2 separate regions of the Mus musculus genome follow, and region 1 is linked to region 2. Evidence: chromatin loops called from intact Hi-C (ENCODE). Cell type or tissue: left cerebral cortex. All regions are shown on one strand. Each heading gives the region's core, and the rest is flanking DNA. Links, peaks and the distances in the headings are about the cores only.

What was found. Peaks named below come from ENCODE experiments on the same cell type or tissue, not always from the same donor. Only the 100,000 strongest peaks of a DNase experiment are listed, where the experiment ranks them.
Region 1: it touches region 2 in a loop (3-fold over the local background); 1 of 42 quality-filtered maps calls a loop at or near these places.

The regions. Positions count from the first base shown.
Region 1 is chr5:53,000,490-53,003,408 of GRCm38, reverse strand. No RefSeq gene overlaps it. Among named protein-coding and RNA genes, the nearest start is that of 5033403H07Rik, 9.7 kb to the right of the region's middle. In left cerebral cortex, for the core only: no CTCF peak of the experiment used is centred there; DNase peaks (open chromatin) are centred at 562 and 1,663; H3K27ac peaks cover 963 bases.
Region 2 is chr5:52,935,023-52,937,941 of GRCm38, reverse strand. No RefSeq gene overlaps it. Among named protein-coding and RNA genes, the nearest start is that of Gm23532, 23 kb to the left of the region's middle. In left cerebral cortex, for the core only: no CTCF peak of the experiment used is centred there; a DNase peak (open chromatin) is centred at 1,296.

The DNA of each region.
Region 1 (2,919 bases), core at 143-2,642, 66 kb before region 2:
AGACAAGGTTTCTCTGTATAGCCTGGGTTGTCCTGAAACTCACTATGTAGACCAGGCTGACCTCAGACTCAGAGATCTACCAGCCCCTGCCTCCTGAGTGATGGGATTAAAGATGTGTGCTGCTACTGCCCGGCGCACAGGATGTCATTTTTCACCCTCTCCCCAGTTTTCATGAGTGCTATGACACTCATCCCTCTCACCTTCCTCTTCTACCCTTCCTCAGCCCTGCTGTACCTCCTACTCACCCTAACCAAATGTATACAGCAGCCCAGCCTCTTTTCCCCAGTCTGTGTCCCTACAAGATTGGAGCAACCTGAATTCCCAGGGGTAATTTTGCACATTTACCACCGCCCGGCACAGAACAGAGGAATCAAATCACTTCCGTGACAAATGCATGGCTGAACAGGTAGCTGACACTAATTTATACCCTGGTGCTTTAGATTGCCATCAGCTGCCTTCTCTCAGCAGATTGCTATTTTTATCAGATCACATGAGCTGTGTGCCTACAGCGTGGGCACAGGCTCAGTTTTGAAGCCAAGATCATCTACTTCCACCTTTCCCAGAATGTGCTATCTATGCTCTTTCTGCCAAATTTTATATATAAGCTGTTTGGCTCATGTTACCTGGTACCAGGAAAAAAAAAAATCTTTCCATGTCCAAATTCTGGGTTTCCGGTTTCCAGCTGGGGTATGCGTCATCAGAGTACACTGGTGCAAGGAAGAGGAGAAACCAATCTGCTCGCTCACGTGAGGTGTGTTCATGGAAAACTGATTCTGCAGGCAGGGAGAAGACAGGCTCTGTGTGTGTTCATCCGGGTCCTGAAACTCTCTTGTAAGCCTCACAGGCAAAGCCTTTTACCTGCCAAACTGCCCTGTCCTGCTTCTGTTTCTGAGACAGTGTGTCATGTAGCTGAGGTTAGCCTCAAGCTCATTCAAGAGCCAAAGACGGCCTTGAACTTCTGATGATCCCATCTCCACCCCAAGTTCTGGGATTACGGGAGTGCAGCATCTCTATGGTAGGTCAGCATCTGGTAGGTGAAACAGAGCTAACTGCACTTGCTAGAACGAGGCTCCCAGTAAGCCCACCTCACAGGCACATTGAGGTTAAAAGTTAAAAGATAAAGTACAAATAAGAGCATTTCAAAAGTCTAGAGTCCTCAGTGTAGGTCACTATAGAAATGTTAGCAACAGTCTAGGGGCCCAAAGGCAATTCGAGATTCGGGATTCAGGTGAGCCGAAATCTTAGTGCATTTCAGTCTGAGACCATGCTAAGATGCAAACTGGGACTCAGTGGGCCACAGATGGGGCTCAAGAATCAGCATTTACACCAACACTTTTGGGACAGGATGTATCTAAATCCTCACAGTAACTCTCTGGAGGCTGGAGCAATGGCTCAGTGGTTAAGAGCACTTAAGTGCACTTCCAGAGGACCTGGGTTTGACTCTCAGCACCCACATGGTGCTGTAACCCCAGATGCAGGGGATCCAATGCCTTCTTATGACCTCTATGGGCATGAGAAGTTCATGTGATACACATAAACACACATGCAGGCAAAACACCCATGCAACTAATAAAATAAGCACATAAATCTAAAACAGTAACACTTAGCTGCATTGCCCACTGGAAGCACAGGAGAGGCTGCACCGTCCACTCCAGGATGATTCAATTTCATCAGCAGGGTGCAGCCATGGGCAGTTAAAGAGGCTGGAAGGATGGCTCAGGGCTGCTCTTCCAGAGGATATGGGTACTAATTCTTAGCACCTACACGGAAGTTCACAACTGTCTGTAAATGCAGCCCTCGGTGATCTGATGACCACTTCTGGTGTCCACAGGCACTGCACACACACGGTGGACAGACATACATGCAGGCAAAGCATTCATAAACATAAAAATTTTTAAAACAAAAAGAAAGGGAAAAGCTGGGCAGAATAGCACATGCTTTTAATCCCAGTACTCGGGAGGTCGAGAGGCAGGCAAATCTCTGATTCTGAGGCCAACCTGGTCCACAGAGTGAGTTCCAAGACAGCCAAGGCTATCCCCACAGAGAGAGTTCTAGGACAGCCAAAGCTATCCCAGGCTTATCAAGGATTTGGGAAATGGTGAGATATGTGGAGCTTTCAAGATTATAAGAAGCATTTCTTTCTCTCTTCCTTCTTTCCTTCTCCTTCCTTCCTTCCTTCCTTCCTTCCTTCCTTCCTTCCTTTCTTAACTGAATCAGAGTCTCTCACTGAATCAGCTCAGTGATCCTGCTAGTTTAGCTAGTCAGTATGCCCAGAGACCCCCAAGCACTGGGAATACATATGGGCTACTAAGCCCACCTGACTCTCAGTTGACTTTGGGGATCCAAACTCTTGTAAACACTTCATCTACTGTGAACTGCTTCACCGGCTCCTATTTGTTGCTGTTTGTCTGCTCCTTTGGTTTTTTTTTTTTTTTTTTAGACAAGGTCTCACTGGGTAGCCAAGGCCAGCCTGGAATTCATTCTGTGACCCAAGGCTAGCCTCAAACTTGTTATAATTCTACTGCCTCTGCCCCAGTGCTGAAATTACAGGCACGAGCCACATGCCTGGCTATTTACTTACTTACATATTTGTTTATATTTGAGTTTGGAGACAGAATCATCCTATGCAACCCAGCTGACTTCAAACTCTTCATCTTCCTGCCACTGCTTCTGGAAGTGCTGGCAATACTACTGTATGGTACTACACCCTTCATGGACTGCACCTTCCTATCATCCTAACTTGACTTTGCCCCCGGGGGAATGCACCAGTGGCTCAAGCATGGTGACTCTTCCTTTGGATCTTCTAATTAGTGTGCAAAAGGAGTCCTTTGTAGGGCCCAGCTAGGAGGCCACTTGCTGTACGATGTCATTACAAAGATCAGATTTACCACATCTGTAAAATGGAGGGGAGTGAGGCAG
Region 2 (2,919 bases), core at 193-2,692:
TCCTTCATATTTTTACACTGTACATATCTTCTTGTGCAGCAGCCAAAATAGTGAGTAATGTTAAGGTGTTCTTACTCCGTGCCAGGCAGCATTCTGAGAGCTTGTATGTGTCATCTGTCTCACCCCCACAACCACCTACAGCAACAGAGAGATCTAGAGATCCACCCACACTGCACAACTGACCAGTGGCAGAGCTGAGATTCAAACCCCATGACCTGCCTACAGAACTTATATCCACTGTTCTCCAATTCTATACCTTACACATAATTACAACTTATATTAAAATCTTTATTAGCAATACTGACTATATAAAACATTAGGGAGCATTGTGACATTTGCATGTGTGCATACAATATAGCTTGATTGGATAATTTACAATTTTAGGAGGAAGAACAGATATTCTCTGTGTAACCCTAGCTGTCCTGGAACTCACTATACAGACCAGGCTGGCCTCAAACTCAGAGATCTTCTGCCTCCCAAGTGTTGGGCCACCACTGCCTGGCTATAATTTACAAATTTTAAATAAATATACCCTGAGTTGTCTGCCCAAGATTTCAGGTTTTTTTTTTCTTATTAAATCTACTTTATGTGTATGAATGATTTGCCTGCAGGTAGGGATTGTGCTACACATATGCCTGGCATCGGATCCCCTGGGATTGGAGTTACAGCCAGCTGTGAGCCTCCAAGTGGGTACTGGGAACTGATCTTGAGTCCTCTACAAGAGCAACGAGAGCTCTGAATCATTATGCCATCTCTCCAGCCCCAAACTCCTCCCCATGTTTTCATATGTATTTACTTATGGGGTTTGAGAGAGCCGGGTCTTGCAGACACACACATGTGGGATCAGAGGACAGCTGTCGGCTCTCTCCTTCCACCATGTGGATCCCAGAAACCAAGGTATATTATCAGGCTCGGCAGTGGGCACTTTCACCCAGTGTAATCTCTCTAGCGCCTGCTCAAGATTTTGAGGGGGTTTCTTTGTTTAGTTTTCTATTTTTCCTTAAACACAATCTCACTATATGACCCAGGCAAGCCTCACAGAAGACGTTTCTGCCTCAGCCTCCCAGCGCTGGAATTAAGTCACTCAACTCTCATCGGACAAGCTTCTTGCAGAACACAAATTAAAACAAAGATCCACAAGTGGGCAGTGGGCAGCTCTCTGGTTCTAAACTGGAGGTCTTCCTCAAGCCCCTCCCCTAAGGCTCAGGGGTCTATGCCGCAGAGGAGTCGGAAAGATTCTAAGTGCTGGAGGTGGAGGATGACTCCAAGGAAACAGAATCTTCTAGACATAGCAGGACCGATGCAATATGACTCACAGAAACTGTGACAGCACACACAGAACCTGCACCACGATGTAGGTTTAAGTCAGACAAAAATCCCAGCATTGATACCGGGAAGTGAATGCAAAGCCCCGCCCCTAACCAAGAAGCTCTTTCCAACTAACACATGCTGGGGGAAAAAATCTGTAGTTTCCAATGATGAAGATCACTTACTGGTATATCAGTCAGATTCAGAGCATAGCTGCAGGGAAAGTTGGCTAACACAAAACAGACACCGTGTTTTGTTTTGTTTTGCTGCACTTTTGTTTTTGTTGTTGTTGTTGTTTTGTCCTATTGATTTTCTTTATAGTGCGTTTGCTTTGATTTTTTGTTTTGTTTTTCCTGTTAGAGAGAGAGAGAGAGAACAAAAAAGGGGTAGGGAGGTGTTGGGGGAGGGGAAATGTGATAAAAAGTATAAAATTTTTAATAAAAATATTTTAAAGGAAACAAGAAAGAGAAGGTGTTCACTAATTAGAGTGCTGAGATCAAACGTAGGGCTCTGCTCATATTGGACAGGTGTTCCACTGCAGAGCTACCCGCAGCTCCGACACTCACTAGTTTGAATGGACTCTTTAAAGTCCACTACCTTGGAATCTTAGAAATAATCACTTTATCTGTATCTCTTCCCTTGCTTGCTTTGTTTTTCGTTTGTTTGCTTGTTTGTTTTACTTTCTTTCTAACGATTTATTTATTTTATGTATGTGAGTACACTGTAGCGGTACAGATGGTTGTGAGCCTTCATGTAGTTGCTGGGAATTGAATTTAGGACCTCTACTCGCTCCAGTCAACTCTGCTCACTCAGTCCCTGCTTGCTCCAGCCCAAAGATTTATTTATTATTATACATAAATACACTGTAGCTGACTTCAGATGCACCAGAAGAGGGTGTCAGATCTCATTACGGGTGGTTGTGAGCCACAATGTGGTTGCTGGGATTTGAACTCAGAACCTTTGGAAGAGCAGTCAGTGCTCTTACCCGCTGAGCCATCTTGTCAGCCCCTCCCATGTGCCTTCAGTTCTCTCTTCCTGTAACTAGATTTCAGCACATTGAATATCTATGGTAGCAGTGGGTATGCTTGTATTACCCCTGACTTCAGTGGAATACATTTTAAACTTTTGGTATTACACCATTAATGAGATATTTTGGATCGACTCTTTCAAGATACCCTGTCTGAGATTAAAATAGATTCTTTTCAGGACTTGCTTAGATTTTAAAATCAGCTGTTGGTATTAAATTTCATTAAGTATCTCTTTATGATTTATTCTGATAACCAAAATTTTTCTCCATAAATGTTTTACTGAAAAGGATTTTATTGCTAGGTTTCCCCATGTTGAACTATCTTGGGGGCTTCCGAATGAAGAGTGATGAGTATTTTTATATTGATATTTATAATTGAAATAACATTGAAATCCAATTCATGGTTTACCTAGGATATTTGCATCTGAGCTCATGAGCACATTGGATTACAGTTTTCTCTCTTCCTCTTTTATGTTGCTCGCCTCCTGTTTTGCTGAGTTATCGGATGGTGCTAGCTATGTCAAATGATCTGAGAAGTCGCTTTTTTCCCCATGCTCCAACTGTGGTCAGTAAAATGGAAATGC